Regions from separate parts of the Homo sapiens genome. Here region 2 is linked to region 1. The links are chromatin loops, found by intact Hi-C in ENCODE. Cell type or tissue: dorsolateral prefrontal cortex. All regions are shown on one strand. Links, peaks and the distances in the headings refer to the core of each region. The heading gives the core; the rest is flanking DNA.

The links. A loop is a pair of places that touch in the nucleus more often than their neighbours do. Peaks named below come from ENCODE experiments on the same cell type or tissue, not always from the same donor. Only the 100,000 strongest peaks of a DNase experiment are listed, where the experiment ranks them.
Region 2: it touches region 1 in a loop (22-fold over the local background); 5 of 110 quality-filtered maps call a loop at or near these places.

The regions. Positions count from the first base shown.
Region 1 is chr12:125,447,916-125,458,705 of GRCh38, forward strand. The region is part of intron 3 of TMEM132B (transmembrane protein 132B); the gene reads left to right. Among named protein-coding and RNA genes, the nearest start is that of TMEM132B, 270 kb to the left of the region's middle. In dorsolateral prefrontal cortex, for the core only: no CTCF peak of the experiment used is centred there; a DNase peak (open chromatin) is centred at 5,966; H3K4me3 peaks cover 1,455 bases; H3K27ac peaks cover 3,334 bases.
Region 2 is chr12:125,522,591-125,533,380 of GRCh38, forward strand. All of the region lies in intron 4 of TMEM132B (transmembrane protein 132B), which reads left to right. Among named protein-coding and RNA genes, the nearest start is that of TMEM132B, 340 kb to the left of the region's middle. In dorsolateral prefrontal cortex, for the core only: CTCF peaks have their summits at 5,863 and 6,068; a DNase peak (open chromatin) is centred at 5,911; H3K27ac peaks cover 3,944 bases.

The sequences.
Region 1 (10,790 bases), core at 3,010-8,009:
TAAGAATCAAAATATTTTGAGGTATAATTTAGATACAATACAACATATCCATTTAAAATGTACATTTTGGCCACTTGCGGTGGCTCACACCTGTAATCCCAGCACTTTGGAAGGCCAAGGCATGTGGGTCACCTGAGGTCAGGAGTTTGAGACCAGCCTGGTAAAAGGTGAAACCCCATCTCTACTAAAAATACAAAAATTAGCTGGGCATGATGGTGGGTTCCTGTAATCCCAGCTACTTAGGAGGCTGAGACAGGAGAATTGCTTGAACCCAGGAGGTGAAGGTTGCAACCATTGCACTCCAGCCTGGGCAACAAGAGCAAAACTCTGTCTCAAAAAAAAAAAAATTCATTTTGATGAGTTTTGACAAATTTATTCACCCAACTAATCACCATCAACTAGATGCAGAATAGTGCCATACTGTCTGATCTTAAGTATTCTTTGTGCTTTATCCCAATCAGACATTCCTACTCCTCTTCCCAGGCAACCACAGACCTGCTTTTCATTTTTATAGATTGAATGGATCTTTCCTACAGTTTAATAAAGATGAAAAGATGTGTCTGGCATCTTTTGCTCAGAAGAATGCTTTAAGGTTTATCCATGATGCTGTGTATATCAGTATTCAACTTCCCCATCCCAGTAGTATTCCATTGTATAGATATAATTTATTGTCTATTCACCTGTTCATTGACATTTAGTTTGTTTCCAGTTGCAAGCTATTATGAATAAGGCTGCTATGAACATTCACATACAAATATTTGGGTAAATACTCAGGAATGGGAATTCTGAGTCATATGGTAAGTATATATTTAATTTTATAAGAAACTCCCAAATTGTTTTTCAAAGTGATTGTATGATTTTATGCTTCCTACAGTAATGTATGAGAGTTTCAGTTGCTCCTCATTCTTGTCAACATTTGATATTGTCAGTCTTCAATTTTAGCCATCCTAGTAAGTATATAGGGGTATCTTACTGTGATTTTATTTACATTTCCATAATAACTAAAATTTTGAGCATCTTTTATTGTGCTTATTTGGCATTCATATATCTTTTTTTTTTTTTTTTTTTTGAGATGGAGTCTCGCTTTGTGCCCCAGGCTGGAGTGCAGTGGCGCAGTCTCGGCTCACTGCAAGCTCTGCCTCCTGGGCTCACACCATTCTTCTGCCTCAGCCTCCTGAGTAGCTGGGACTACAGGCGCCCACCATCATGCCCGGCTAAATTTTTTGTATTTTTAGTTGAGATGGGGTTTCACTGTGTTAGCCAGGATGGTCTTGATCCCCTGACCTGGTGATCTGCCTGCCTCGGCCTCCCAAAGTGCTGGGATTACAGGCGTGAGCCACCGCGCCTGGCCCATTCATATATCTTTGAGGAAATATCTGGTCAGTTTATCTATTTTGTCTGGTGTGAGCTTTGGTATTTGTCTTTCAAGGAATTTGCTGAATTAATTTATTTGCATGAAATTGCTTATAACATTCTCTTATTGCCCTTTTAATGTTTGCAGGATCTGTAATACTATTTTATTCCTGATATTCATAACTTTTCTATTTTCTGTTTTATTCTTGACTAGTCTGGCTGGAGATTTATCAATTTTTTTAATGTTTCCCAAGAATTAGTTTTTCATTTTATTGCTTTTCTCTATTGTCTATTTTCCATTTCATTGATTTTACTTTTATCTTTATGGTTTTCTCCTTTCTGTTTAATTTGCTCATCTTTCTCTAGTATCTTGGGGAGTATGGTATGACATGGAAGTGTATCAAATTGTGGGGTTTTTTTTTTGCTTAAACAATAGAAATTTACTTCTCACAGTTCCAGGCACTAGAAGTCAAAGATTAAAGTATCAGTAGGTTAGAGTGGGCCTTAATTCAAAAATCCTGGTGTCCTTGTAAGTAAATATGTTTTATGCATTGGTAGGGGTGTAACAATTCTGAAATAATTTTAGAAGTTTTCAAGAGTAAGCAAATGAGTCAACATTTTAGTGTAGTTGGGAGCCAACCAAAGAAATGACATTTGAATATTAAATGTAGAAAGAGTCTTGTGGCATTGAATTGTAACTGGAGGTAGTGGTATGACTTATGATTTCAAAACTGTGTATTCACATTTGTACCTGTATATATGGGTATGCATGTATGTTTAACTGTATGTGTATGTGGATTTGTACATGTTATATGTACATGTATATTTTTAGCTCTGTTCAGTAGAAGGGCTAAGAATCAATTGCATTTCAGTAGCTATGAGGATAACTTGCAGTCAAATTTTACCATTTTATATTCTTTTGTATTCTTCCCTTTTAAAAGTAGAGAAGAAGTGATACCTTGGAGAAATGGCTGACTTCAGTTCTGGTCAGAGTAGATACAAGGTGAACCTGTTGTGTCTTGTTAGTTATGCCAAAAAATTAGGAAGATAAAAAAAATGATGATGGCATGTCTTAATTACATAGAACAAAGTTTGAAGAGGTTTCCACTGGTTAAATATGGAAGAATTTGAGCACCAAAATAGGCACAGTAATGAATCTAAACTATTGAAAATATAGGAATTCACAAACCCGTGTAGATAATAAAACAAAAATAAATAAGCACATAAATAAATCGTGATAGGAGAGTGACTTTTTGGCTTTCTCTTGTGTACAGTAAGATACTGAGGCCCAATTAAATATGGAGGGAATGCTGGCATTGAAAAAACCCCAGAATTTTAACATCAGCATAAATAAAGATTGTGTCAGGCACAAGTTATTGGCAGATGCTAATCTAGTGGAAAATTTTGATGATTGGCACATTATTTACATGGTCTCAAAATGTCTCCTAACAGATCGCTTATTAATTATAAGGGGAAAAAATAGTAATTTTACGTTGGTGAAACTGAGCAATACCTTGACTATGTAGCTGAAATTAATATCACCAATGAGGGGCACATGGACACCCATTGCCCCCAGGTTTGATTCTCTGACAAGGACACAACATCACTTATGTAAGTATTCCAGCTAGCAATGTGTGATTTAACTGGATTGAATCATGAGGAAACATTAGACAAACCCCAAATCAGGAGAGATCTATTTTTTAAAAGGCAGTGAGGGTGTGTATGTGTGTGTGTGTGTATGTTGTACTCTTCAAAAGTGTCAATGTCTTAAAAAACAAAGACAGACTGTAGAAGTGTTCCAAATTAAAGGAGACTAAAGGGATATGCAATAACAGACACCACATGAGATCCTGTCCTGGGGAAAAAATTGCTATAAAGGACATTATTAGGTCAATTGATAAAACTGGAATATAAGCAGTTAATTAGATATAAGTATTGTATAAATGTTAAATTTACTGAAATTGATGACTGTACTATGGTTCTGTTCTAGAATATTCCTATTCTTAGGGAATGCACACCGAAGTATTTAGGGGTAAGTGGCCATGGCATAAGTAAATTACTTCTAGATGGTTCAGAAAAAGTACAAAAAGTGTATACATACGTATGTATATATTGGGGGAGAGAGAGAGACAGAGAATGAAGAGAGTGAGTGCATGTAGATGCACAAGAATAAGAAAACAACAATGAAAATGATAAATAGCATAAAATATTGACAATAAATGAATCTGGGTATTCTTGGTAATATTCTTGCAACTTTTTTGTAAGTTTGAAGTTATTTCTAAATAAGATGTTAAAACATTAAGATTATGCCTGAGAGCTCCAGTATTACATTCCCCTGTGGGTCCAGTTCTGTGGTCTACTGTTTTTTTTTTTTTTACTATTCATGCTTTGGCAGTTACCTCGTCTCCTCATGTGTGTAGGTATTTTTCATTATGTGTCAGACATCGTGTTTTCAGAAATGTTTGTGGAAATAATTAATTTGAGTCCTTAGATGAAGGCACTTTTCTCCAGAGAGAATTTATGAATAGCATGAATAGTTAGTTTACTTTTGCATGTGCCCAGAGGCACTAGCATTCCAGGATATCAGGAAAAAACTCAGATCACTTTAATTCATGTTCAGGGACTGACTGTCCATGTCTGATTCACTCTTATTCCCATGGTGTGGTTCTTTGGGGTTCCCAAACAAATTAAAGTGTGTTGGGGGAAGGATGTTGAAAGATTTGTGAGGCTTCTTCCACTTTGTGGGCTCTGGATTCTGGTGTCTGTTTTAGGTTTGTGAGGTTGTCGAAAGTTCTTAGCCTCTTAGCTGACCCCCGTCTGGTATTAGCAAATGCCCACAGAAGAAAAGAGGCCCCCAGTTCTGGGCTCATCTTCATGCACCTATCTCATCCCCTGGATTCCAGCTGTGTAATTTTTTACCTTTAAAATTTTTTTTGATGTCTGCTGTAAGTCATATTTATATTTTGACTAGTTTCTCTTGTTGTCCCCAGCAGGAGAATTTCTTGGGGTCACTGAGACTGCCATTACTGAAAGCAAAAGTCTCCCAACTTGATTCTTTTAACTTCTATAAAGTATTTGATAATAGGGCTATATCATGGTTTACTTAGCCATTCTTGCATTGACAGACATTTAGTTTTTTCCAAATTTGTACTGTTTCTAATAATGATGGGTTAATCATACTTGCATGTGTCTCCCTGTGTACATGTAAAAGTACTTTTCTAGCTATCAGGAAATGGAAATGCTAGGTTATAGCTATTGAACATTTTAAATGGTAGTGGAGCAGCCACAGTTTTCCAAAATGACAGTAGTAGTATATACTCTACCAGTGATGCATAGGAGTTCTCATTTTTCCACAGCCTCCTCAGTGCTTGACATTATATAATCTTTGAAATGTAGCCAATGTGATGAGTGACAAAAATATCCCCTTATTGGTCTAATTTTCATTTTGGTGACTGACAACAACATTGAACATCTTTTCATATGTTTATTGGCCATTTGTATTTCCTTTTCTGTGAAATCTCTTTTCGTGTCATTTGCCCACTAGCTGATTTTTCATTATTGATTTATATGTATTCATTACATATTTTGGATATTCATTCTTTTAAATTTATGTATCAAATATTATCTTTAGTTTGTCACTTCCCTTCACATTTTCATGGAGTCTTTTGCCTTACGTTGTAAGTATTGCGGTAGTTTAATTATCAATCTTATATTCTGTGGCTTTGCACTTTATCTCTTACACTAAAATCTCAAGGCTTGTCTCCTATAATTTAAAAATAATCCTGTTTGTTTTTTGCATTTCAGTAAAACACACACACACACACACACACACACACACACACACACATAATCCAACACTTAAATTTTTTTAATTCACTCACATTCTGTGGGCTTTCATTCCTTGTATTTGACTTTCAAATTTTATAATATGAATTTTAAATGAGAGCATTTGGTGACCTTTTTGTAGACTGCAAAAGGAGTTGCCTTTTTCCATCATATCTCTTCTTTTTCCTTCTAGTTTTTTTCTCTAATGAGAAAAATGATGATAAGAAGTGTCAGCATGGAATGGTGACGGATGCTGGGCCAAGTATCAGAGGAAAATGGATCGCAGTGTGTCTGTCCATGCACAAACATTTTGTCTCTTTGGGCCTTACTTTTGTCGACCTCAAAGCAAGAGCATTAATGTACAATTATTAAATTCTCTTCTAGGTCTCATACATTTATAATATTATCATGATGAAATGTAATCATTGAAAAGATTTGTATCAGTATTGCCTAAGGCCTTTGACTTGAAAGTAAATTATACATTGAAAACCAAGTGCAAAAAAATCACTGAAAACCTTCTTTAGCATAGTTATTTCCTAAATGCCAATTACAGTAGGTTAGTCTGTTTAGAGATGCTCCATGAAACACCAGTGTAAAGGATAGGTGATCCAGTCAGTGTGAGAGCTGCTTCATAGTGCATTTTCTATTCCTATTCCTCTCTTGGAGATTTCCAAACACACATTAGCTTATTAAACCCTGCCATTTTGTAGGGGCAGATGCCTGTCACCAAACCCCAGAGCATGCAGGATGCTCAGCCTGGTGTGTACCGACTCTGCTTGTCACCATGCCACAGCCAATCACGGTGCCTTTTTGGATTGTCCTGCCTTGTTAATTACTGTTTGGGCAGCTTGTCCTAATCCCCTATCCTAGGAACAGGGCCAGACTCAACAGAAGACATCTCTTGTCCTTGCTGAATTTACTATTGTTTTGCTTCTGCACATGGCTCTGGAGAGCTGAATGGAGCTTTCAAGTAGGGCCCGTTTTAACAGAGATTTCTGGGCTCTGGCTTAGACCCACCTATGTAGATGATGCCCTGTGATGAATGCCACGTTTCTGTTTTCAGAAAGAGGCAGCAAAGTTATCATTATGACAACTTTACAGTGAAAAAGCACTGTAGCCTGGCTTCAGTCTGGCATCTAAAATAAAATAATAACCAAAATAAGGACACTGGCTTTGAATTTATTCCACCTTTTCTCCCTGGCTCAGTTTTCCATTGTGAACCTATACATGGCAACAGTTACGCAGAAAGATGGCAAAAGGAAGTGCCTGCCTACAGCCAGCCGTGTGTGTGTGTGTGTTTGTGTGTGTGTGTGTGTGTGTGTGTGTGACATTTCTGGCAATTCCTAGCATTTCTCTGCATATGAAGGTGATGAGAATGAACACCCCCTCTGTAATGAAACCAAGTGCTAGCAGATAGCTTGGCCTCTTCAGTAATTTAAGGTCTTCATATAGGCATTTGCAAAGACAGAGCTGTGATAGCAAACATCTTGCTTAGCGCTCAAAAGAGAAAACATTTCTGTCATCCAGAAATCTGCTTATTTATCTCTTAGGAAAGGATTTATAAATATAGTTTTAGGAAGATAGAAACCATTCCATTCTGGATGATCCTGTTAGGTTTCTCCATTTGTTTGCTTTGCATCTGAGGACTTTCCTAGTTCATTGGCTGTTTTTCTCTTTAACAAGTGGATATGATGCCTCGCTTGATGTTTATTTTCAATCATGATAGAAACTGTGAACTATCTCTAGGTTAAGAAGTGAAATTTTAAGTGCTATGCACTGATACTTTTTTGGTCCCTGAGAAGCTAATAAGAGAACTTTAAATGTAGAACTTAAAATTCCTGCACTGAATTGGACTCATTAAAAACTTAAAATACACCTCACCATCCAAGGCCCTCAAGCAATCTGAACAGAAGGTGCTCTATGTCTTAAAAGAAGAAATACGCAGTTTGAGTTTACTAGAGTGCAACAAACAACCATTGACGATTCAAGGGAATTCTGGAGTGATTCCTAATTGGGGGGTAAGGGAGGGGAGTCTGGAGTGGAGGAGAGGCAACTGCACATTTCAGGAGGGGGAACAATGGGGTGGAGGAAATGAAAGGTGGAAGGAGTAAGAATAAAGACCCGACTAGGGGGAGAGAGAGGAGAGGGAAGGAGAAGAATGCAGGAAACCGTAAAGTACTAGTGGTGAATGCTATCTTGGGAACCGAGGGGCTTAGTTCGAGGCAAGAACAAAGTGCTGATGAGGATAAAGCCTGGCATTTGGGGACATTTGTGGGAATCACAGCCTGTGCTTAGTGATTAAAGTAAATCAGATTTGAAATTCTGCCCAGCCCAGGAAGGCACAGAGGACTTTCCTAAAGAGCTCGAGAGAAATTTGCAAGGAGATGTTGGTGACGGGAGGTTTAAATAAGAAGAAATACTAGTAAGAGAAAGGAACTGTGTGTGATTTGTGTGATTTTGGTGGGGGCAGTGTCTTTATTCTTTCTTTACTATTTTCTGAGTTCCCTGAAAAGGTTGTTGGACCAGATCATTTCTACACGTCGTTGTCCAGGGATGGATTATCTTCAAGGGTTGGATTTTTTTTTTTTTTTAAGTAATCTGAAGGTATGTGTAATCACTTGTATGTTTCACTAATGATTTGATCACGGCTCCAGCCCCCTTGTGGTTGGGTGGAGCCATGTGATGATTTCTGGCCAGGGAGTTGTAAGTGGAAGTTGTTGCATTTGCTGCTTTTATGCCACAGCGTTTACTTACTGTTGTGGAACTTTCCAGATCTCTACCTCAGGGTGATTCTGGAGTAAAGAGATGTGGAGTAGACCAGGGACTGGTGCACTTTTTCTGTAAAGGGCCAGATAGTAAATATTTCTGGCTTTGGAAGCCATGCTCTGTTGCAACTACTACGTTCCACTGTTATGGCACAGAAGCAGTAAATGAATGAGCGTGGCTGTGTTTAATAACATTTTAGTTACAAAAACAAGTGGCAGGCCGAATTTGGCCCATGGGCTGCAGTTTGTGACCCTTAGAGTGGAGCACCCATCCAATTCCCGCTGGACATGTATCAGCATATCCATGAGAAATAAGGTTTTATTTTTAAAGCCACCCAAATATTGCGTTTGCTACCACAGCACCCCCGAGCCTATTTGACTGACACAAGGTGAAAAGGAGCCAACTGTGCTTCTGGTTTTATAAAGGAAGCAGCTTTCCTGGGAAGATGGCCAGGACGAATCCCCAGACCATTACAGTTAAACCTGCATTTATTGATCACCAGCTGTGTGCTGATAACTGTGCATTTTCCCAAAGCTTCCAAAACAGGTCCCAGGAAACAGTCTAAAAACGCCTCCTTGCATGAAGGATTCAAGAGGCTGCCAGGGCACTCACTGTCGGGGCCCTGCTTCTGGGAGCCGGGATCTAGGGGGCTCATCCTGCCTCCACCCTCTGTGGGGCTTTGCCTGCTGAGGAGCCTTCAGCCCTAAAGGGAAGAGGGAGGTGCAGGGTTTTTGTTGCTTTAAATCTGCCTCGTTACTCTCTTACAGGTTCCTTCTGAGACCTGGGCTGTTCCTACCTGGCCACTCACCAGGCTGCATCAGGTTCTGCTTATTCCCAGGCCTCCCCACTGCAGTCTCTCTGTGCTCCCTGGAGGCAAAGACTGTGTCTTGTTTGTCTCTGTGTCCTCAGAGGCTGGCACATGGCAGGGGCTTCAGAAAGACCTGTGGACCCCCAAACCTTACATCTGAACTTTGTGAATTTTATTTGTTTTTCTGTAGCAAAATGTATGTTTTCTATTTTTTATGAAAAATCCCCATTCTCTTTTGGCTGGGAACCCCTCTCTGGAGCTCTCCTGTCCCATTTCCTTTGTGATCTTCTCTTTCCCAGCCCTGGAGACACACATGCTGCCCAAATCCCGAGGTCCTCCCCTCCCTGCTGCAGGCAGGTCTGGCTGGAGATGCTCCTGAGTGGGCTCTGCTGCCTGCAACCTGCCCACCTGCCCTTCGAAAGCTCAGGCTCATTCTGTGGCTCAGGGGGGCTGTTTATTCACTCGCTCTGATGATAAAGCTGCATGTACAGCAAGTGACAGGAAGCTGATGGACAGGGAGTGACCCAGGAAACGTGTCTCAGCTCTTTCCTTCTCTCCACCTCCTTCGCAGGGATTCCTAGTTTCTCCCCTAAGACTGTCTTTTTTTCTCCTGATTTTGCTTAGTTTGAGGATTTTCTTTCCAACTCATGTTTGCCAATTTAATTCCACCATTTTAGCTCCTAATTGGGGTGGAGGGTGAATCGGTCTCCTGTGCTCAGAGTTGGAATTGGGATCTGCATTCTGGGGTTCCTTGATCTCTTTATTAATCACGGCCAGCTCTTACAGCTCATCTGGGCATAATTAACGTCAGCCAGAATGTGAGCGTTGAGTTTGGATGGGACCCTTGCAGGGGCCTCTAGGGAAACAGACAAAATAAAATGCAATTCCTGTTCTCCATGTGTTTACAACTCTGAGGGGAGAGGCCACTATACACATCCCACTGGGAGGCTGGGGCAGGGGAATAGTTGATTTGGCTGGTGACAGGATCCTACAGGTGACGGTGAAGCTGCCTGGGGCTCTGCAAGGGAAGGGCTGGAAGGAGAGCATCCTGGGGCAGAGGAGACAATGGTGTGCTTGTCTAGCTGAGCATGAAGCATAGGCCTGTGGGTGTGCACATTCAGGTGAGCATGATGCAAAGGCCACAGGTGTACCCGTCTAGGTGAACATGATGCAGAAGGCCACAGGTGTACATGTCCAGGTGAGTGTGATGGGAGCAGCAGGAGCTGGGTCTGGACAGGCAGGTGGAGATGAGGTGACCCAAGTGTCTTCCTAATGGAAAGCAAGGCCTGCTGTGGTCACAATGTGGGGTAAGGATTAAACAGAGCTGTATCAGGATGGGGTGTACGTCTCAGGTGATCCCTGGAGAGGTTTGAAGAAGGAGGCAGAGGGTGGTCATGAGGCAAGGTGAGTAAGGTGTGACGAGTGGGAGGAGAAGGCAGATTCCAGAGACAGGTCTGGCTAGAACCAGCAGGACTCAGGGACAGAATCTGTGTGGGGGATGGAGCTGAGTGGGAGGCAGTGGCGTCCCTGAGGCCAAAAACAAGGGCCTTGGACAAGGCCCTTGTCCAAGGACAAGGGATGGAGCCTGGGACACAAGTCCTAGTCATGTGCGTTTATTATAAAGTGCAGCTCAGGAGCTTGTGTCCATGACAGAGTAATTGGCCAGACTGGTCCCCTACCTCTGCCATAAACAACTTGGAGCTTGAATAGAAACCAGGAAACAGCAGTTTTCAGACACTAAGCAGGCAGCACAGGTCTGTGATTCTAGAGAGAAGGAAACAAACCAGGCTGGGACCCCAGGCGACCAGCAGGGGTCATTTGGTTTCAGTGGGGCCTTGCAGGTCCTGGGGAGCTGAGGGCTGCACAATTCTCAGAGCTCCCTCAGGGCTGGGGGATGGTTATGTTGAGAGCAGCCAGGTGGAGATCAGATCACACATGGAGCTGGCTCAGGACCCCTGGAAATGAGACTCACATCCATGCGGCCAGCGTCCGTGTCCCCTGCCTCTGAGAATGGCCAGGGCTGGGAAGCCAATGGAGA
Region 2 (10,790 bases), core at 3,519-8,518, 75 kb after region 1:
TCCTCTGTAGTGCTAGGGACAGCTGTTCACAAGTGATGCACTTGCTACCAAACTACTGAAGGTGGACCTTGGGGAAAGCTGCCAGCTGTGAGGTGCTGCTGGCCACCATGAACTGTAGGAGTGGGACACCGAGGAAGCCACCAATGCTGGAGAAGGTCTGTGCATGGCAGGAGCTGCAGAGAGAGGGCCTCAGCATCAGAAAGTCAACCCTTTCCTCCCAAACTGTCTCTCCAGTATGTTCTACTGACAAAGCCTAATATCGTGCCCATTGGAAAAGCAAAAATATTAAAATAGGGCTCAGATCTATTTTCACAGAGCAGGTAATGAGGGGTGAACTTGGAGCTGAGAGGCCATGAATCGATAACAAGCATACTGCAGGTCTTCCACACTGGATTTCAAGCTCCCTGATGAGAGGAGCCATGCTTGTTTTGCTTGCTGGATGTTTTTTCAGCATGGTGCCGAATATATAGTATTTGCTCAGCAAATGAACAAATGGTTATGCCTACCATCAGAGCCTGAGTCCATTGGCTAGAGAGCTCTTGCTTGCCATATTATTAATTTTCCTGTGCTGCGCTAACAAATTACCATAAACTCAATGACTTTAAAAACCTACAGATTTATTCTCTTAGAGTTCTGGAGGTCAGAAGTCTTAAGTAGGTTCCCTGGGCTAAAGCAAAGTTGTCAGGAGGGCTGGTTCCTTCTGGAAGCTCTAGGGGAGAATTTATTCTGTACCGTTTCCAGCTTCTAGAGGCCATCAGCTTTCCTTGGCTCGTGGGTCCACGTGACTCTCATCTCTGCTTCCATCATTGTATCACCTTCTCTGAGTCTCCTGCTTTCTCTTCCCTTTTAAGGACCCTTGTGATGACATGGGGCCCACCGAGATAATTCAGGATAATCTCCCCATCTCAAGATCCCTAACTTCATCACACTTGCAGAGATTCCTTTGGCCATGCCAAGTAACATATTCACAGGTTCTGGGATTAGGACGTGGACATCTCTGGAGGGGGCTGTTATTTTCCTACCACACTTGCTTATGCAGGATTCCAGCTCTCTCTAGTTGGAGCTTCCTCAAACTGGGTGCTCAGGGCTCTCCATCTCTTCTCGCATGATCTGCTCTGTCATTGTGTTGTAGCCCCAGGCTGCTGCCTGCACCAGCTTACAGCTTAATGCCTCCCAGGCTGCTGCCTTGGGAGCTCTCTTGGCCTCCATGTCACTCTAGCACCTCTGACAGCTCCAAGATCCTAGGGATACTACTCTCTCCTCATCGGGGATGCACTTTCATTGTGCTTGGCTCTTCCAGAGGACCCCAGAGCAGAGCTTCCAGAGCACCAAGGAACATGAGTCTCTTAGTTTTCACAGGCATCCTCATCCCCAGGGGGGATGTGGACAGCCACAGGACAGGGGCTGGGTGGGCTCTGGTCACAATTTCACATCACTGTCCTCTAATCCTGGGACTGGGAGGAGGAGACCCGAAGTCAAAGCCCAGCTGGCCTCTCATTCTCCACGTAGCCTCAGGCTGGTCACCTAACCTCCCTTTGCTTTAGTAGCTCATGTGTGAGTTTACAAGCAAGAGTACCTCTTCTGTCTACTTCACAGTGGTGTCAGATGGATAAACTGAGCCATAAAAAATATGAACATGCTTAAACTATCAAAGCAAATATAAAAGTCATGTATGTAAAGGGAAAATGTCCCAGATAGGGCACTGGATCAGATTCAGCTGGCGTGTGGGATTAACAATCCTCTCTATCCAGCCAGTTTCGTTATCCTATTGATTTGCCTGGGAAAATTTCAATTATGATTACCTTCGAGGTAGGTGGCAGTGAGATATTTTGGTCAAGAGTGAGGGCTATTGGGTCAACCTGCCTAGTTTGAAATTTGAACTCCAGTTACTAGCTTCATGATATTGGGCAAGTCACTCAATCTTTCTGAAGCTCCAATTATTTATCTGTAAACTGTAAAAATCACATTCCCTGCCTGATAGTTTTGTGAGGATTAAATGATATACTAAGGTAAAGTGTTTGCCCATTGGCCTGGCATACTGCATGCACTCAATAATGTTGAGCTGTTATAATTTTCATCATTGTCATTGTGTTATCTAGCCATCTATAGGTGTAGTTGTCAAACTTTGGGAGAAGGTAAAACAGAAGTTCAACCTCAGGATGGATGATGGTAGGTTCTCCTCTTGGAGAAAAGGAGGAGGAAAGGAGGCTGATTTGCTGAGTCAGACACAGCCAAAGGGTTTAGGGTGGGCACAATATGGGTGAAGAGAGAGAGACAGAATCACAGAGGGTCTGGGAGCTCATGGAGAGCTCCTACTGTTTGAGAGGGTCAGGGAAGAAAGGGGAGGAAGGAATGTGCTATCTCATTCTTGAAGGTGAATGGACATTAGCCAAGTGGAAAGAAGGAAGGTGTTCTAGGCAGATGGAATGATGTGTGTAATGAGTAGGAGCAAGAGCATGGGCGCTTAGAGGGCTGCAGGTGGCTTGGTGGGGCTGGTGTTTGGGCTGAGGGGAGGTGATAAGGGGAACAGAGAAGGGGGCAGCAGAACACTCTAGTAGGCTTGCATACTAGGCTAGGATGTCTGATCTTTGTTCTGGAGTTACCCTTTATTCATTGGTTTGGATCATTTATTACGGATCACAAAGAATGTATGAATCCACAAGTATTCATTGCAGTTCTGTATGTTGTGGTTTGAATGTGTCCTCTCCAAAATTCACGAGGAAACTCAATCCCCCTTGTGGTGGTGTTACCAGGTGAGGCCTTTTGGAAAGTGATTAGCCATGAGGGCTCTGCCCTCACAAATGGATGGCTTCCTTATAAAAGGGTTGGAGGAAGCTGGCTTAGGCCCCTGTGCCTGTCCCTTCCGCCATGCGAGGACATGGTGTTTCGTCCTCCCTGGAAGACGCAGCAACAAGGCACCATCTTGGAAGCAAAGAGACCAGATCTTCAGCAGACACTGACCTTGCTAGGGTCTCTGTCTTGGCCTTCCAGCATCCAGAACTGTGAGGAAGTAAATTTCTGTTCTTTATAAATGACCCAATCTCAGGTATTTTGTTGTAGCTGGACAGAAGAAGAAGGACCTGTGGTATACTCTGCAGGTGGGGTGGTGGCCAGTGGTGTTCTCTTAGCCAACGGCCACTCCTGCCTCCTGCTTCCTTCCCAGCTTTCTTGCTAAAAGGGCCTCGGTTATGATCTTTGCCCACTGAGTGGCCACATCCTTTGGTCCACTGGGTAAGGTTGGACCCCTCCACAGTCCCAGGGTGGCATCTGGATTGGCCTAAACCATCACGATTTGTTCATCCCCTTCCCTTGTGATTATTGCACCCTGGGGGAAGTTGCCTAGTTGGGTGAGGGGTCTGGAGAAATAATAACTTGTCGTTAAAAAGGATTGAAGCACAGGGCTATTCCTGCTTTCTGTCCCTGAGCGTGACTGTGTAAGGAGTGGGAGGTGTCACTGTGAGAGGAGCTGCACACACTCTGGGATGGCAGAGCAGAGACAGGGTGGGAGGCTGTGTCCTCGCCAGTGTCACAGGCTGCCCAGCTACCCCGTTACCAGCCTCCCTCCTCTGGGCCTCCTGCCTTGTGACACAGTAAAACTGCCCACTGTAAATCCCCTCTGGCTAGCTCTTAGCTGCAGCTTGGAGGGTTTCAACTGAAGGCTCTTCTTAGCCTCCCATCACCTTCCTAGGCCTGCTGGGCTCCTCGCACAGGGGTTGTCACTATCAGGAAGGAAGGGGCAGGGATGCCATCCACTGTGCCATCCCTCATTTCTCCCTGGAGAGGAGACTTATTCCTACAGGCCCCAGTTGGCCGTGGCACCTTCCTTCCCATTGGTTAAAACTGGGTGGCATACACAGATGCTGGGGGAATGAGGGTCTGGCCTTGTAATCTTACCTGTGACAGCCATGGACTGGGCAGTTGAAGCATCTGCACTCATGGAATTGCCCACGCAGTGCCCCTGGTGCCCTCTGAGAAGGTGCTGCTGTCCTGGGATTCAACCCCAGACTTATGATTTAGGACTTTGCTGCCACAGGTGTGTGATCCTGGATTGTGTTGGTTGCTGTTGACATTTTGGGTAGCAAGTCAGCCTCTACTTCATGAAGATAAACACACAGCTTTTGGGAGAATGCCTGATAGGAAGTGGGAGAGACCCAGTCATGGACACCAGGGTGGGGGCTGAGGTAGTAGCCAAGCAGGCAGGCTGGCAGAGGGAGGCGGCTGTGGGGAGGTGCTCACTCATTCATTCTTCCTTCCTTCCATTCATCCAGCCATCCACCCATCCAACCACCCATCTACCCTTCCATCTACCCATCCACCCTTCCATCCACCCATTTACCCTTCCATCCACCCATCCACCACCCTTCTATCCACCCATTTACCCTTCCAACCACCCATCCACCCTTCTATCCAATCATTTACCCTTCCATCCACCCATCCACCCTTCCATCCACCCATCCACCCTTCCATCCACCCATTTACCCTTCTATCCACCCATCCACCCATCCACCCTTCCATCCACCCATCCACACTTCCATCCACCCATTTACCCTTCTATCCACCCATCCACCCATCCACCCATCCACCCTTCCATCCATCCATCCACCCATCCACCCTTCCATCCATCCATCCACCCATCCACCCTTCCATCCACCCATCCACCCTTCCATCCACCCGTTTACCCTTCTATCCACCCATCCACCCTTCCATCCACCCTCCACTCTTCCATCCACCCATCCACCCATCCACCCTTCCATCCACCCATCCACCCTTCCATCCACCCTCCACTCTTCCATCCACCCATCCACCCATCCAGCCTTCCATCCACCCATTCACCCTTCCATCCACCTATTTACCCTTCCATCCACCCATCCACCCTTCCATCCACCCATCCACCCTTCCAACCACCCATCCACCCATTTACCTTTCCATGCACCCATCCACCCTTCCAACCACCCATCCACCCTTCCATCCACCCATCCACCCTTCCATCCACCCGTTTACCCTTCTATCCACCCATCCACCCTTCCATCTACCCATCCACCCTTCCATCCACCCATCCACCCATTTACCCTTCCATTTACCCATTCACCCTTCCAACCACCCAGCCACCCTTCCATCCACCCATCCACCCTTCCATCCACCCATTCACCCTTCCATCCACCAATCCACCTTCCATCTACGCATCTACTTTTCCATCCACCCATCCAACCCAGCCACCCAAACGGTGAATAGCAAACATTTACTTAGCATCACTATGTGCTGGATTCATAATTTTTTAGTGAATGAAAAGAGAGAAAATGGAATGGATGAAAGTTTTGAAGTTGAAACTATTAGGCCTTGGAAACCATTTATGTCTAAGATTTCCATTTCTAGCAGAGCAGCACAGATGGTCAAAAGCTTCAAAAACCGCTTCTTGAAAAGGGTGGTCTAAGGAGAGGGATGCTGCCACCCAGGGTGACAGTGGTGCTTTCTGCATTATCTTCTACATCTGTATCGTCTTTTTGCCCCCTCTCCGTGGCTAAGAAATGCTAACAAATGTGTCTATTTCTTTTTTTTTTTCCTCTGAAGGCACAAATTTGCCTTTTTCCTTCAATGGTGTCCCTTCTTTAGGTTTTCTGCCCAATTACTGAGCTTTGAGCTTAGAGCTTTATTTCCGTGGGTGGCTTGGTGTTGAGGGCTGCAGTCCACCCTTCAACGACTGTTCTTAAAACTAAAAAGCCTGGCTCTGCACATGCAGATAAAAACCACATTATCTTTCAAAAAGATTGGAATAAAAAAATGAGCACACTTGTGAGTTTCTAGGCAACTGGGCACATGGGCTCAGCACAGGCTACAATGAGAGATCATCAGATTCCTTTTTAGTCGTATTGGCCTGAAACCTTACAACAAGGCCTGGACACAAATACTTCTTTATTCCAGACAGCGTTTGTATGCCTCTTCTGTGCCGAGCACTGTTCTGGTGAATGGCGATGAATTAGGCAGACAAGGCCTCAACTCTCATGCTGTCATGCTAGGGGAGGGGACTGATGAATGCAAGAAACATAAACAGTTGACCTTTGAACAATGCAGGCATTAGGGGCACTGACCCCTCTACAGTCAAAAATCTCAGTATAACTTTTGACTGACTGAAAACTTAACTACTAATAGACTACTGTTGACTAGAAGCCTTACTGACAACATAGTTAATCAACACATGTTTTGCATGTTATATGTGCTATATATCAGCAGTCTCCAACCATTTTTGGCACCAGGGATTGGTTTCATGGAAAACAATTTTTCCATGGACCAGGATGAGGGGATGGTTTCAGGATGATTCAGGTGTGTTACATTAATTGTGTACTTTATTTCTGTTATTATTGCTCCTTTCTTCCCCCCTCTTTCTTTCTTCCTCCCCCTCCTCCTTTCTCCTTCCTTCTTCTCCTTTCTTCCCCCTCCTTCTTCCTCCCTCCTCCTTCTTCCTTTTTCCTCCTTGTTTCTTCTTCCTTCTCCTCCTTCCTCTTCCTTCTTCTTTTGAGATAAAGCCTCACTCTGTTGCCCATTTTGGAGTGCAGTGGCACAATCACAGCTCACTGCAGCCTCAGTCTCCCAGGCTCAAGTGATCCTCCTGCCTTAGCCTCCCAAGTAGCTGGGACCACAGGCATGCCACCATGCCTGGTTAAGTTTTTACTTTTTACTTTTTAATTTTTTGTAGAGATGAGGTCTCACCATGTTGCTCAGGCTGGTCTCAAACTCCTGGGCTCAAGCAATCCTTCCACTTTAGCCTCCAAAATTGTTAGGATTGCAGGCATGAGCCACTGTGCCCGGCCTGAAACTTATTAAGTACCCAGGAGGCCTTTTATTTTCTTTGAATGATTCTGCCTGGTGGCCCCAAAGGCCAACAGGGACTTGACTCTTGCAAAGCTCTCCTTCCTGTCAAGAGAGCCTTTCTCTGCCTTCCCACCTCTGTGTGTCCTGTGCTCACTCACTTTGCTGGTCGCTGGGATTCAGACGGGGGTAGCCTCTGTCTGTGGAGTCTCCAGTGCTGAGTAGGGGTGCTTTACCCCAAGGAAGGGCCAGCAGGTGCCACATGGGCCCTTGGGGTCTGTCCCAGCTTTGGGAAGCCATAAGTAGGAGGGCATTTTAGAAAGGTTTGAAGGCTTCTGGAGCAGTCTATGTCTTGTCTTTCGTCTTTTGTTTTGTGTAAAACTTTAAAATCTAAACAGTGCTTGAATACATCTTCCTAAAACATCACAGATAAGTGCCCGTTGGCTGCTCACTAATTCCTGCTGCCTCACCCAAATGAATGATTGTGTATCATTTTATTTCTTTTAGCCAGAACGTTATCTTTCTATGTATCTACATTCTCATATATATATGGGGCCGCAGGAGTTCAAGGCTGCAGTGAGCTGTGATTGTGCCACCACACTCCAGCCTGGGCCGCAGAGCGAGACCCTGTCTGTAACAAAACCAAACAAATGTATGTGGGGCTGCAGAAAATCCTTGGTACGGCTTTATGTGTGGTTGCATTTTAAAACAAATGGCATTATGTTGAGTGTAATATTCTTTACAGTCAACAACATGCTTTGGAGCCCTTTTGTGCTAATATGAATAGAGCTTAATTATTATCTAAAAACTGTTATATTCTGCAGTAGGTTATTCCATAGTTTTTTTTTTTTTAAACCATTTCCCTATTGACGAATATTTAGGTTGCTTCCATTTCTTTTCTTTTCTCCTCTCTCTCTCTCTTTCTCTCTGTCTCTCCTCCACTCCCCGACCCCCAACTAGGATGCATCCTGTAAAGCTCCATCTGGTTTGGGGGTGGGAAGTGGGTTTTACATCATGTGCCAAATGGTCGTCTGCTGCAGCGCTATGTTAGGCAGGAAAAATGATGCCAATCAGTAAACAATGTCTGTTTTGGGTGCTATATTAGTTTTCTAGGGCTGCAGTAACAAATTACCCCAAACTAGGTGGCTTAAAACAATAGGAATTTATTTTCTCACAGCTCTGGAGGCCAGAAGTCTGAAATCAAGGTGTTAGCAGGGAGGTGCTCCCTCTGACGCCTCCAGGGAAGGAGTCTTCCCTGCCTCTTCCAGCTTCCGCTGGCTCCAGGCGTTCCTTAGCCTGTGGCCACCTTGCCCTCATCTCTCCCTTTGTCATCACATAAGCTGTGTGTGTGTGTCTGTGTCTCTGTGTCCTCCCCTTATAAGGACACCAGTCCTTGCATTGAGGGCTCACCCTAATCCAGTATGACCTCATTTAAACTAATGATGTGCAAAAATTCTATTTCCAAATGAGGTCACATCCTGAGGTTGTCAGTGAACATGAATTTTAGGGGGACACTAGCTCACTATAGGTATAAGAGGCAGGCGGGGGGCTACATGAGTGCCATTAACCACTTAGATCCGGGGCAGCCCAGTCACTGCACCTTCGCGTGTGCAGTGAGAACTGGAGTTCCAGATGATGACTCTGCCAGGCTGCTAAATCTCCAGCCATTCACTCAGCTACACAATACTCACACTCAGTCGTGTTGACTGGACTCTGCTAATCAGGACAGGACAGAACTTTTACTGTCTTTGAATGTTATTTTATTTTTTCTTTTTCTTTTCTTTTTGTTTTGTTTTTGTTTTTGTTTTTGAGACAGAGTCTTGCTCTGCCACTCAGGCTGGAGTGCAGCAGTATGTTCATAGCTCACTGCAGCCTTAACCTCCAAGGCTCAAGTGATCTTCCCACTTCAGGTTCCTGAGGAGCTGGGGCTACTGGCATATGCCACAACACCCGGCTGATTTTTATTTATTTTTTTGTAGAGACAAAGTCTCACTATGTTGCCCAGGCTGTTCTCTAACTCCTGGGCTCGAGTGATTCTCACACTTTGGCCTTCCAAAGTGCTGGGATTACAGGAGCGAGCCACTGTGCCTGGCCTGAGAATTATTTTTGTGTCACCCTGATGTCATAGCCTACCTGGAAGGTCTGTGTTTCTCCCCCTTCCCACAAAACTACAAGTTTGTCAGTATAATTACCGTTGAGGAAGACACAAAACATTTGGCAGTTGGTATCTAGAATAGACTGAAGGTTTCTGTCTCTTAGGTTCTCTAATATAACAGAATGAGCAAGGTGTTCTGCAAACAGCCATAACCTCAGTTATATACGCACCATTTCACCTGATTGATCCTACCCTCTCACAGCTGAAAGGACTAATTTTAAATTGTCAAGGAGAATGCCTGTCCACTGGGTGCACTTTACAAATGGCCACAAGTAACCGTCTTTGTCGGCTGAGCTGAAAGCCATGTGCTTTGTAAATGCCGCCGTAGCACTTGGTGCAGAGTGGGCACCCTACTTGTGGCTCTCCTGGCGCTGCAAGCCAACTACCCACACTGTTATTCCAGCACATAGTGCCAGGGAGGCCATTTAGTAAACCCCTTGCCACAGTGGCCCCATAACTGGATTTAGCTGTTATGCCGTTTCCTAACTTACATTAAAAACATAACAATATTACAGGGACTGCTCTTGGAGAGTGAACTGGAGTCAGCTCAGTGGAAAGGAAGGGAAAAGCCCATTAAGATGTTTGGTTCAGTTGACCTGCCTCTATTTGGGAAAACCTTTGCTGATGTATAATTTCTGAAGGCGAAAGGGAAAAATAGACCCAGCTAAGCAAGTTCGGGAAAGAAATGGGTGGTTGTCAGTCAGAGCAACAAAGTAGTGGAATTCCAGGGGCTTCAGCGGCAGGGATGAGACATGACAAATTTTTAAAGACTCTGTCAATATCATTAATATCTATGACCTGTCTCACAAGGATGGCTGTCATGCAGCACATCCGTCAGAAAATACTGCCCTGGAATTGTCCTGCTTGTTGGGTGAGCCCCAAATCCCCAAATTGAGAGTGATTATGCAAGGGATTTTATGGTCCTATTTTACAACCCCTTAAAGGTAGTAAAATAATCAGGAAGCTGTATTTTTTTTTTTTTCGAGACAGAGTCTCACTCTGTTGCCCAGGCTGGAGTGCAGTGGTGCGATCTTGGCTCACCACAACCTCCGCCTCCTGAATTCAAGCAATTCTTCTGCCCCAGCCTCTTGAGTAGCTGGGATTATAGGTGTGCGCCACCATGCCCAGCTAATTTTTGTATTTTTAGTAGAGACGGGGTTTCACCATGTTGGCCAGGCTGGTCTTGAACTCCTGACCTCAGGTGATCTGCCCCCCTCGGCCTCCCAAAGTGCTGGGATTACAGGCGTGAACCACCACACCCGGCCTTAGGAACCTGTGTTCTGAGACAATAATTTTCTTTTAAAAAAACAAGTCACTGTTGACAGCGAACTAGATTATGTATCACAGTTTGGGGGTTGTGAATATGCAGGCTGTCTCTGAGCACTTTGATGTTGGGTTGCCCGCTGCAAGCCTGATATTTATGTTTGGTAAACCAGAGTTCTTGCTAGCGAGTCACTTTGCCAGCCTCTGTACTGATCAGGAAAGGGCCCCTTCTCCACAGCTGGGGAGATGTGAGATGCATGTGCTTAAGAAAATCAAGCTGCTGTCGTTCAATTCCAGCCTGGCTTAAAGCTGTGTGACCTTCAACACAGTCCCCCTTACCTATCCTGTAAAAAGTGTAATATAATTCCTACCAGAAGCCAGAATAACCTTGTTATCATGAGGATGAAGTGAAGCAGTATTTGCACACTGCTTGTCACATAATACATGTATGATAAATGTTAAGAGTTTGTTTCTTATTTTTGTTTGAAGGTGAAATACTTAAGATAGTGATGAAATTCAACATATTTAATAGCAGGGTGGTGTGGCCACTGGCCAATCGGAATAGATG